Regions from separate parts of the Homo sapiens genome. Here region 1 is linked to region 2. Evidence: chromatin contacts called from ENCODE Hi-C or POLR2A ChIA-PET data. All regions are on one chromosome and are shown on one strand. Each heading gives the region's core, a stretch centred on a gene start or an enhancer-like site at or near the end of the contact. The rest is flanking DNA. Distances are from core to core; before and after follow the strand shown. Region 1 overlaps EIF4G3 (eukaryotic translation initiation factor 4 gamma 3). Region 2 overlaps EIF4G3 (eukaryotic translation initiation factor 4 gamma 3).

Evidence for each region. Hi-C counts contacts between places; a loop is a spot of excess contacts on that map. ChIA-PET counts read pairs that join two places held with the same protein, here RNA polymerase II (POLR2A). Pooled maps may share reads with other maps.
Region 1: a pooled map shows a loop between it and region 2 (1.9-fold over the local background). The contact joins two enhancer-like sites. A Hi-C loop is called at or near these places in 2 of 168 maps with a recorded cell type or tissue (esophagus muscularis mucosa and posterior vena cava) and 1 of 50 pooled maps. POLR2A ChIA-PET finds 5 or more read pairs at or near these places in 6 of 52 experiments (H1, OCI-LY7, Panc1 and 3 more).

The regions. Positions count from the first base shown.
Region 1 is chr1:21,147,803-21,154,012 of GRCh38, forward strand. All of the region lies in intron 2 of EIF4G3 (eukaryotic translation initiation factor 4 gamma 3), which reads right to left. Among named protein-coding and RNA genes, the nearest start is that of EIF4G3, 26 kb to the right of the region's middle. Within about 2 kb of position 1,754, at least 15 of the 41 ENCODE cell types and tissues checked have a DNase peak (open chromatin) inside an H3K27ac peak, as active enhancers do.
Region 2 is chr1:21,075,484-21,081,823 of GRCh38, forward strand. All of the region lies in intron 3 of EIF4G3 (eukaryotic translation initiation factor 4 gamma 3), which reads right to left. Among named protein-coding and RNA genes, the nearest start is that of MIR1256, 90 kb to the left of the region's middle. Within about 2 kb of position 1,853, at least 3 of the 41 ENCODE cell types and tissues checked have a DNase peak (open chromatin) inside an H3K27ac peak, as active enhancers do.

The DNA of each region.
Region 1 (6,210 bases), core at 504-3,003, 72 kb after region 2:
TCAACAAAAATTGAAAGACTGCAATATTTAATGCTGATAAAAGTAGAGTAGACCCTGAAAATATGTACATGTATTATATATCAATAAAAACAATTTAAAAATGTAGCAGGCACTAGGGTACACTGCAGGTAAAGTGAAAATTCATATCTGGTAATATACATCAATTTTCCTAGTGTTCACACCTGTTGACTCAGTAATTTTTACTTTTATTAAGGAAATATCTGAAATATTGAAAAGCATTATGCACAAAGATGGTTTCCAGCATGGCTTTTTTTCTTTTCAAGAGAAGAGTCTTGCTCTGTCACCCAAGCTGGAATGTGCAATAGCACAATCATAATTCACTGCAGCCTCAAACTCCTGAGCTCAAGCAATCCTCCCATCTCAATATCCCAAGTAGCTAGGGCTACAGGCACACTCCATTATGCCTCACCAATTTTTTTTCTAATTTCACAGAGACAAGGTCTTGCTATGTTGCCCAGGTTGGTCTTGAACTCCCGGGTCTAAACAATCTGCCTACCTTGGCCTCCCAAAGTGCTGGTTATTACACGCATGAGCCACCCTGCCTGGTCTCAGCATTCTTCTCAATAGCAAAACTGTTAACTTAAAAATCGAGTAAACAGCCGGGCGCGGTGGCTCACACCTGTCATCCCAGCACTTTGGGAGGCCAAGGTAGGCGGATCACGAGGTCAGGAGATCGAGACCATCCTGACTAACACGGTGAAACCCCATCTCTACTAAAAATGCAAAAAATCAGCTGGCTGTGGTGGCAGGTGCCTGTAGTCCCAGCTACTCGAGAGGCTAAGGCAGGAGAATGGTGTGAACCCAGGAGGCGGAGCTTGCAGTGAGCCGAGATCGCGCCACTGCACTCCAGCCTGGGCGACAGAGTGAGACTCTGTCTCATTTAAAAAAAAAAAAAAAAAAAAAGTGCATGTCTGTAATCCCTGCAACTCGAGAGGCTGAGGTGGGAGGATAGCCAGGAGTTCAAAGCCAGCCTAGGAAACACAGCAAGATCCTCATGTCAAAAAAAGAAAAAAAAAATCCAACAATAAGGAATGTGTTTTCAGTAAATTGTGGCACAGTCATATATCTAATACTATAAAGCCATTAAAGATGCCTTCAGAATGTTTTTTGAAATGTGACTATACTGGCCAGGTAGGGTGGCTCATGCCTGTAATCCCAGCAACTGGGTAAGCTGAGGCAGGAGGATAGCTTGAGCCCAGGAGTTGGAGGTTACAGTGAGCTATGATCATGCCATTGTACTCCAGCCTGAGCAACAGAGACTCTATCTCTAAAAAAAAAAAAGAAAGAAAGAAATGTTAATATATCAATATGTTAAAATAGGAAAAATAATACAAAGTTACATTTACAGTATGATTTGCAGCTATGCAAATGTGTATGTATATATATAAACACATATATGCCAACCTATGTGTACATAAATATGTACAAAAATATGTATACATATATAAACAAAAAATTCCTTCAAGGAAATTTATCGAAATACATCAATGAGTTAGAGTTATGAGTAAACTGTTATTCTTTTTTTTTCCCTGTATTTTCCATAATGATCACATATGGCTTTTCTAGAGAAGGGGGGCTTTTCTGTTTCTCAAGCAAAAAAGCCTTTTCTCTTCATCACACTGAAAGAGAAATGAATGAAGTACTGTGTTACTGCCTATCCAGATATACGGTATTTTACTGGTTGCTAAGCAGCAGATCCTGGTGTTTTTACATCATGCCTATCTCTAGTCACAGGCAGAAAGGACAGGAACTCAGGCACAAACTCACCCCATCCAAATGGCAGTGTATTTCCTCTTGGGAGTGGTCCAAAGAGCACACACAGCAACTTTAATTCTCTACTCAAACCACTCCCCATCTCTCACCTTAACATACCAAGCAGATTTTTTATATGGAACAGTATTCCTCACACAAGCTGCACGAAAGGGAAGACCTTTTTAATCCTCTACTATATGCCACCCACTCCATCTCTGAGAGATAATTCGCATTTAAGTATGTTCACCCACCAAGCTAGAAATCACCATCATTCTGGACATGTATCTGTCATCAACTGACACAGACAGGTAAGCCTTGCTGCTTTCTGAAAATAGCCAATCCTGCTCAGTGAATGACAGCATCAGCTAAGATTTCTTCTACTGCAGAGAATGGGTGGGTCCCCCCACTAATGCTGTAAATTCCAATACTCAGTGTCATTCCCTCCAAACAGCAGAATCTACAGTATGGAAATTCTTCCACAAGAAAAGCCCAATTCTTGTGGCCACAACCATTAAGAGAATCCTGAGCCAGGACATTCTCCCCAAGCTTCCCCTCCTGCTTCTTCACAGGAACCACAGCAGCCAAGTCCTATACTATGCCCGCCCCTGCTGCAGCAGCAGCCATTTTTGGCTCAGCCCTGCTGCAGTCCCAGATGAAAGCCAGGACGGCAAGGACAAGATGGCAAAGGACTTTTAAAATGGAAACTCTTAACAAAAATAACAATGAAGCAAGCATCATAAAAAATGTTGCAATAATATGCCATGTCATTTAAAATAAGGCTTTAAAAAAAGATGCCTATATTCAAGTACTTTAAACCATTTTTCATGGCGTCATGAAAAATTTGAGGGAACCTAATTCATCACAATGTGAGATCAGCACTATACTGACACTATGGGGAAAACAATGCTTAATGAGTTTAGTTTTCTACTCAACTAACAGTTAACAACAACTCCCTTGATTCCTGTGGAAAATCTAAACGCATTTCAAATTCCTCTTCACTCTCTTAAAATAATGTAATTTAATCTTTGCTGAATGAAGAGCTCACAGAGAATCAAATTTTAACTTGATTTCACTTTCCAAAATAGAAGTAGCTTTACTTTGCTAATTATAAAAATAACTGGCCGGGTGCGGTGGCTCAGGCCTGTAATCCCAGCACTTTGGGAGGCCGAGGCGGGTGGACCACCTGAGGTCGGGAGTTCGAGATCAGCCTGGCTAACATGGTGAAACCCCGTTTCTACTAAAAATACAAAATTAGCTGGGCATGGTGGCACATGCCTGTAATCCCAGCTACTCGGGAGGCTGAGGCAGAAGAATCGCTTAAACTCAGGAGGCAGAGGTTGCAGTGAGTCAGAATCATACCACTGCACTCCAGGCTGGGCAACAGAGTGAGACTCCGTCTCTAAATAAACAAATAAATAAAGTGATTAAACAAAATATCACTTACTACAGAAAAAAATCAAATGACCTAATCTCACCAGCAACCAGTAACCACATGAACACTGTTGCATAACCAAGCACCAAGCACTTTTTCCTAATGTATTTTTTAAATAAAATTTGAATATACATGCTACTTTTAACTGACTTCCACGGAGAAAATGTGCACTTTTTTATATCAGTAAATGTTTCCGCAACATTTTTAATGGTTATATAGTATTTCTTTCTTTTTTTTTTTTTTTTTTTTGAGATGGAGTCTCGCTTTGTCACCCAGGCTGGAGTGCAGTGGCACGATCTCGGCTCACTGCAAGCTCTGCCTCCCGGGTTCACGCCATTCTCCTGCCTCAGCCTCCCAAGTAGCTGGGGTTACAGGCGCCCGCCACCACACCTGGCTAATTTTTTGTATTTTTAGTACAGATAGGGTTTCACCGTGTTAGCCAGGATGGTCTTGATCTCCTGACCTCGTGATCCGCCCGCCTTGGCCTCACAAAGTGCTGGGATTACAGGCGTGAGCCACCATGCCCAGCTTTAATGGTTATATAGTATTTCAATACCTATATAGTCTGTAATTTGCCCAATGTCCTATCACTAGGCCTTCAGCATGTTTCAAAAGGTTTACTCATGTCATGAAAGATGACATGAGAACAATCAGAATCTTACTTGAATACCAACTTTCAAAGTATAATTCTATAAAAGCAAATTGTATTAAATAAAAAAAAAAACAGGGCTAATTTCAAGGTATTCCTTGAATATATGTTAAAAAAATCTCTTAGAATACTAACAAAATTTAATACAACAACAGTCCAGTTTCTGTTACATTACCTAGGGCCACAAGAAACTCCTAGGTCAAACTGTCTCACCCACTCCACTTGGAAAAAGAGATTCATCCTAATCCCTGTCTCACTCTAGATACTAGTTTAGTATAAAAGACAAGTTCAAACAAAAGAAGACAGTAACTAAGCCTAGGGAAAAAGTGAAACCAATTCCATGAGGTAAGACTGATCCAGGACTCTAATCAGACAATTCTGAGGTCTAGCTTCAGACTGGAGAATGGAGGGATTAAAAGGCTCAGAAGAAGTTCTAAAGACTCCCGGATCTATAACTGACAGGGAACCAAGCACCTAGAAAAAGCAGGCAAGCTCAGAAGTACACTATACATTCCATCACAGAAATTCCTTTGGGCCAGGCACAGTGGCTCACGCCTATAATCCCAAGACTTTGGGAGGCAAAGGCAGGTGGATTGCTTGAGCCTGGAAGGTCAGTGCTGCAGTGAGCCAAGATGATGCCACTGTACTCTGGCCTGGGCAACAGAGCGAGACCCTGTCTCTACAAAAAAAAAAAAAGCAAATAAAATTTTTAAAAAAATCTTTGGGTTCACAAATTTGAAAAGGCCAACTACTTTTTGTTACGTACTCCTTAGATGGAATCAAACTTGCTAACACTAAAAAAAAAAAACCAGAAAAATAAAACGCCCCCTTACAGGGCCTTCAACATGAAGCTTCTTTATAAAAGTAAAATCCATTTCCCTTCAACTCCCAGACTGTTTCCTAATGCAACTTCAATTACCTTTCCAGTCATTACAAGTCACAGTGAGCTGGTATCTACTACCATGACCCAGAGAGCTTCCCAAAATACTTTCCCTATGAGGTCATTGCGGTATTAGCTATTAATAACATTATTTTATGCCATATAATAAAATATATCAACATTTGGAAAATTTACATAACTTAATGAACAATTATCTTCAAATAACTGATGCATAATGGTATAATCTTCCAAATAACCAATGCATGATATTACAAAATCACACACAGGTAAAAGATCCATTCAAGCCAAGCACGATGTACACACTCTGTCATCCTAGCAACTCAAGATGCTGAGGCAGGAGGATGGCTTGAGGCCAGGAGTTCGAGGCTACAGTGAGCTGTGACTGTATCTGTGAATAGCCACTGCACTCCAGCCTGGGAAACAAAGGAATATGCTGTTTCCAAAATAATTTTTAAATAATCACAAAATGATTCCTAAATGCTCCAAAGTTCCCTCCTTTCTCAAATCTATTTTCTAATTAGATTAAGAAACTTTCAGGGACAATGGCCACTCTTCATTTTTACTTCTTCCCACAGTTCTCCTGAAGTGTATAGCAGACACTGATGTGTGCTGCCCCTAGTAGCTTTCGGCCACTTTCAGGATGTGTTATTTTTGAAGGGAAGCTAAAAAGTACTACATCTCAAAGACTACATCTCAAAGACTCTTAGACAGACAAAAGTCTTCACTCATCTAGAAGATTCTAACGGCATTCTGAATAGCACTATCATTCTTTTAACTATCTACTATGACAGCTACCACAGTAACATTTATTTTTAATAGCTGAGACCATTTGAGAAGGAGGTGAGTTAAAAGATTTCCATAATCCATTCTAACCCTCGCATTCTAAGATTCTGGTTCTCTTTATTCTCAAGTCCCAGCATTCAATAATGCTGGATACTATGGTTGTTTAGGGGCTTGAAGATGAGTCAGCAGGTACAGCAATTTGTGAGATGCAGCTTTTTTTTGTTTGTTTGTTTGTTTGAGACGGAGTCTCGCTCTTGTAGCCCAGGCTGCAGTGCAATGAATTGCACAATTTTGGCTCAGGGGAACCTCCGCCTCCCAGGTTCAAGTGATTCCCCTGCCACAGCCTCCTGAGTAGCTGGGATTATAGGTATGTGCCACCACACCCGACTAATTTTTCTATTTTTAGTAGAGACTGGATTTCACCATGTTGGCCAGGCTGGTCTCGAACTCCTGACTTCAGGTGATCCTCCCTCCTTGGCCTCCCAAAGTGCTGGGATTATAGGCGTGAGCCACCGAGACCGGCCAAGAAGCATTTCATTATACTTCAAACAACAGTGAAGCCAGCAAAAGATAGCTGCTGTGGTTTACATTGCTGAACATGCTGTTGGGTTTCACAGGCCAGTAAAAACTACCTATTGTCAGCAAGCCTCATTTTTCTTAGTTAAAGGTTAA
Region 2 (6,340 bases), core at 603-3,102:
ACTGGAACCCGGGAGGCGGAGGTTGCAGCAAGCCGAGATTATGCCATTGCACTTCAGCCTGGGCAACAGAGTGAGACTCCAACTCACAAAAAAAAAAAAAAAAAAAAAAAAAAAAAAAAAAGACAGACATAGACTAAAAGTGAAGAGACAAAAAAAGTTACTCATCACAAACACAAACCAGGAGTAGTAGCTATACTACTCCTGCCTTATAAAACAGGTTATAAGTCAAAAACTGTAAAACAGACAGAAAAGGTATACCATATGATGATAAACGGATCAATTCAGCAAGAAAATATAACAATTATAAATACATATGCACGTAACAAAAGAGCCCCCAGACATATATAGCAAGTACTATTTGATCTAAAGGGTGAGATAGACTAAAATAAAATAATAGTTGGGGACTTGAACTATTATTCAACTTAAATATCCCACTCTCAGCATTGGACAGATGATCTAGAAAGAAAATAAATAACCAAACGTTGGATTTAAACTGCATTTTAAACGAAAGACACCTAACAGACATTTACAGAACATTTCATCCAACAGCTGCAGAATACACATTCTCTTCATCAGCACACGGGTTCTCCAAAATAGACCACTTAGGCCACAAAACAAGTCTCAGCAAATTTAAAAGAAATAAAATCATACCAAGTATCTTTTCTGACCGATATACAATGAAACTAGAAATCAGTAACAAAAAGATCTTTGGAAATAGATCTGTACAAATACATGGAAATTAGGCAATATCCTCCTGAATGAACAATGGATCAATGAAGAAATGAGGAAGAAAATTTTAAAATTTCCTGAAATAAATGACAGTAGAAACACAAAATACTAAAATCCATGGGACACAGCAAAAGCAGTAGTAAAACGAAAGTTTATTGCAATAAACACCTACATCAAAAAAGCAGAAAGAAAAGCAAAAGCAAAGCAGCAGAAAAGCAAAAAAGCCAAGATATGCCCACTGCACTCCAGCCTGGGAGAGAGAGCAAGATCCCATCTCAAAAAATAAAAATAAAAAATAAAAAAATAGAGACATGATACTACCTAACTTCAAAATATGCTGCACAGCTACAGTAACCAAAACAGCATGATACTGGACTAAAAACATAGACCAATGGAAGACAACAGAGAATCAAGAAACAAATCCATTTATTTATAGCCAATTCATTTTTTTAAGGGTGCCAAGAATATACACAGGAGAAAGGACAGTCTCCTCAATCAACAGTGCTGGGAAAACTGGATATCTACATGCAGAGAAATGAAACTAGATCCCTATCTCTAACCATATACCAAAATCAAACCAAAATGGACTAAATATTTAAATGTTAAGATCTGAAACCATGAAACGAATACAAGAAAACACCAAGGAAATGCTTCAGAACATTGGTCTGAAAAAAGATTTTTCTTTTGGGTAAAATCTAAAAAGAGAAAAAAGCAAAACTAGAGAAGTGGGATTATATCCAATTAAAAAGTTTCTGCAAATTTAAGGAAACAGTCAACAGAGTAAAGAGACAACTTACAGAACGGGAGAAAATATATGCAAACTATACATTTGACAATTGATTAACAGCCAAACTATATAAGAAACACAACTCAACAGCAAAAAGAAAAGAAGAAAAAAATCCAATTTAAAAATGGGCAGGCAGTGATCTGTAATCCCACTCTGGGAGGTCAAGATAGGAGGACTGCTTGAGCCCAGGCATTCAAGACCATCCTGGGCAACATAGTGTGACCCCATAGCTACAAAAATAAATAAACAAATTGGCCTGGTATGGAGGCAGCATGCTTGTAGTCCCAGCTACTCAGGAAGCTGAGGCAGGAGGATCACTCAAGCCCAGGATGTTGAGGCTGCAGTGAGTCAGGATTGCACCACTGTCCTCCAGCCTGGGCAACAGAGCAAGGCCCTGTCTAGAAAAAAAAAAAAAGAAAAAAAAAGGACAAATGATCTAAACAGACATTTCTCAAAAGAAGATATACAAATGGCTGACAAGTATATGAAAAGTGCTCAATATCACTGATCATCAGGGAAACACAAACGAAAACCACAATGAGATTTCATCTCCCTCCAGTTAAAGTGGCTATTATTAAAAATACAAAAAAAAAAAAACGGGCCGGGCGTGGTGGCTCACTCCTGTAATCCCAGCACTTTGGGAGGCCAAGGTGGGCAGATCACCTGAGGTTGGGAATTCGAGACCAGGCTGACCAACATGGAGAAACCCCATCTCTACGAAAAATACAAAATTAGCCAGGCGTGGTGGCGCATGCCTGTAATCCCAGATACTCAGGAGGCTGTGGCAGGAGAATCGCTTGAACCCAGGAGGCGGAGGTTGTGGTGAGCCAAGATCACATCATTGCACTCCAGCCAGGGCAACAATAGCAAAAACTCCGTCTCAAAAAAAAAAAAAAAACAACAAAAAGACACTGCCGAGAAAGCAGAGAAAGGAGAATGCTCGCACTGCTGCTGGGAACATAAGTTAGTAAGGCCACTAAGGAGAACAGTATAAAGGTTCGTGAAAAAACTACAATAGATCTACCATATGATCCAGCAATCTCACTGCTGGGTACATATCCAAAAGAAAGGAAATCAGTGCATTAAAATTATAAGTGAATTCTACAGCATTTAGAATTTATAGCATTCATTTATTTATTAATGAATTCAGTGCAGAGATAGCTGCCACCCGTGTTTACTGTAGCGCTATTCACAATAGCCAAGATGTGGATCAATGTAAGTATCCATCAACAGAATAATGGATAATATAAATGTGTCATATATACACAATGAAATATCACTCAACCACGTCCATTTGCAACAACAGAAATGGAAGAGGAGGTCATGATGTTACATGAAATAAGCCAAGCAAAGAAAGAAAAATATCATGTCTTTACTCCTATGTGGGAGTTAAAAAAAAATTCATCTCATGTAGGTACAGAGTAGAATGATGGTTACCAGAGGCTGGGAAGCATGGAAGGGTGGTGAGACATATGAAGACTGGTTGGTTAATGAGTACAAACATACAGTTAAATAAAAGGAATAAGTTCTAGCGTTAGCAGAGTAGGGCAACTATAGTTAACATTCATTTGTTGTATATTTCAAAATAGCTAGAAGATTTCAAATGTTTCTAACACAAAAGATAAATATTTGAGGTGATAAATATCCTAATTACCCAGATTTGACCACCACACATTACTTGCATGCATCAAAATAACACACGTGGCTGGGCATGGTGGCTCATGCCTGTAATCCCAACACTTTGGGAGGCCAAAGCAGGTGGATCACTTGAGGTCAGGAGTTCGAGACCAGCCTGGCCGATATGGTGAAACCCCGTCTCTACTAAAAATACAAAAATTCGCCGGGTATAGTGGCGTGCACCGGTAGTCCCAGCTACTATGGAGGCTGAGGCAGGAGAATCGCTTGAACCCAGGAGGCGGAGGCTGCAGTAAGCTGAGATCATGCCATTGCACTCCAACCTGGGCAACGCAGTGAGACTCCATCTCAAATAAATAAATAAAATAGCACATGTATCCCACAAATAATTATTAAGTATCAATTTTTAAAAGCAGAGATGTAAAGATAAATGATTCTTCTAAAAAAAGTATAAATAAATCTTTAGTTTAAATGATATATTTGCCATCTGTGCTAGATGATAGGACAATCAAACAGATTTACATCTGGCTGGACACCATTGCCTAAAGAATATTGATCAACCCAAGCTAAACTTTTGTCTCTGGCGAGGTATCTCCACTGAAATCCTAGCCTACTCAATAGTGACCTGGCAAATACTCAACAGTGGCCTGGCAAAAGAAATAAAAGCATGGTTCTCTAATTAGATTAAACAAAGCTTTAGGGTAAAAGAATCAAGATTTTATAAAATATAAAATGGCTAAATGTATCATGAGGCCAGGAGCAGTGGCTCACACCTATAATCCCAACACTTTAGGAGGCTCAAGCAGGAAAATTGCTTGAGTTCAGGAGTTCAAGACCAGCCTGGGCAACATAATGAGACCTTGTCTCTACAGAAAAAAAAAAAAAAAAAATGCTTTTTAATTAGCCAGGAGTCATGATGTACATCTGTAGTCCTGGCTACTTGGGAGGCTAAGGCAAGAGTATCTCTTGAGCCTAAAAGGTTGAGGCTGCAGCGAGCCATGACTGAGCTACTACACTCCAGCCTGGATGACACAGTAAGACCCTGTCGCAAAAGAAAAAAAAAAAAAAACTCATGAAATTTTATGGCATAGCTGGGCATGGTGGCTCATGCCTGTAATCCCAGCACTTTGGAAGGCTGAGGCGGGAGAATTGCTTGAGCCCTGACATTAGAGACCAGCCTGGGCAACACAACAAGATCTCATCTCTACAAAAATTTTAAAAATTAGCCAGGCATGGCCCGGGTGCGGTGGCTCACTCCTGTAATCCCAGCACTTTGGGAGGCCGAGGCAGGTGGATCACCTGAGGTCAGGAGTTCGAGACCAGCCTGGCCAACATGGTGAACCCCGTCACTACCAAAAATATAAAAACTAGCCAGGCGTGGTGGTGGGTGCCTGTAATCCCAGCTACTCGGGAGGCCGAGGCAAGAGAATTCCTTGAACCCAGGAAACAAAGGTTGCAGTGAGCCAACACGGTGCCACTGCAGTCCAGCCTCGGTGACAGAGTAAGACTCCAACTAAAAAAAAAAAAAAAATTAGCCAGGCATGGTGATGCATGCCTGTAGTCCTAGCTACTTGGAAAGCTAAGGGAGGAGGGATAGCCTGAGCCCAGGAGTTTAAGGCTGCAGTGAGACATGATCGTGCGACTGCACTCCACCATGGGCAACAGAGAGAGACACTGTCTCAACAAAAAAAAAAGAGAGAGAGAAAGAAGAAAATAAATTTTATGGCATTGAAGAGGAATTATCTGTAGTCAGCTAAAATCATGCCACTGTACTCCAGCCTGTGCAAGAGCGGAGGACCCCGTCTCAAAAAAAAGAAAAAAAAAAGAGCTATTTATTAAGAAGTAATTTAAATAATTTATAGGAATTTCTTTCTTCCTTTATTTTTTTTGGAGGGGACAGGGTCTCACTCTGTTGCCCAGGCTCGAGTGCAATGGCGCCATCTCAGCTCACCGCAACCTCTGCCTCCGGGGTTCAAGCAATTCTCCTGCCTCAGCCTCCTGAGTAGCTGGGATTACAGGTGTGCGCCACCATGCCCGGCTAATTTTTGTATTTTTAGTAGAGATAGGGTTTCACCATGTTGGTCAGGCTGATCTCAAACTCCTGACTTCGTGATCTGCCCACCTCAGCCTCCCAAAGTGCTGGGATTACAGGCATAAGCCACCGGGCCCAGCTGTGAATTTTTCATAAGCAGTTACTAAGATAACCCTTCCAACCTCACAGAATATAAATTTCTCCTTCTTTTAGTAATGTCATTATTCTATTATTAAGTTCATCTCTGCAATTATATTAAAAATACTAGCCTGATAGTCATAAAATCTAATTTCTCTAAGTAAAATATATACGACAAAATTATAGAACATAGTAAAATTCCACAGTTTATACTGCAGAGGCAGGCCAATATAAGAAAGTTATCAATTAATATTTCAAATTAACCTATGTTTCTTTAGTTTTGACATTTTCCCTCCCCCATTTAACATATGCAGCTCTCACTAGACCTTTTAAAAATATGTACTTGGGCTGGGCGTGGTGGCTCACGCCTGTAATCCCAGCACTTTGGGAGGCCGAGGCGGGTGGATCACGAGGTCAAGAGATCAAGACCATCATGGCCAACATGGTGAAACCCCGTCTCTACTAAAAATACAAAAAATTAGCTGGGCATGGATGGTGCACACCTGTAGTCCCAGCTACTCGGGAAGCTGAGGCAGGAGAATCACTTGAACCTGGGAGGCGGAGGTTGCAGTGAGCCAAGATCGCACCACTGCACTCCAGCCTGGGCGACAGAGTGAGACTCCATCTCAAAATATATATATATGTGCTTGATTCTTTTTTTGTTCATATGATCAATCACTCAATTATGGCTAATAAGGAATAATGACATAAGCTTCTCTCTCATATCTGATAAATGTTCCCAGGGCAAACTTACAAAAACCAGGTTAAAATAAACAAATACAAAATAACTAGACTAAATGTAACATGAACACATTCCAGAAGATGAGTCCAATTTTTTTTTTTTTTTTTTTTTTTTGAAACAGAGCCTTGCTCTATTGCCCAAGCTGGAGTGCAGTGGTGCATCTCGGTTCACTGCAACCCCTGACTCCCGGGTTCAAGCAATTCTCATGTCTCAGCCTCCCAAGTAGCTGGGATTACTGGCTCACGCCACCATACCCAGCTAATTTTTTGTATTTTTA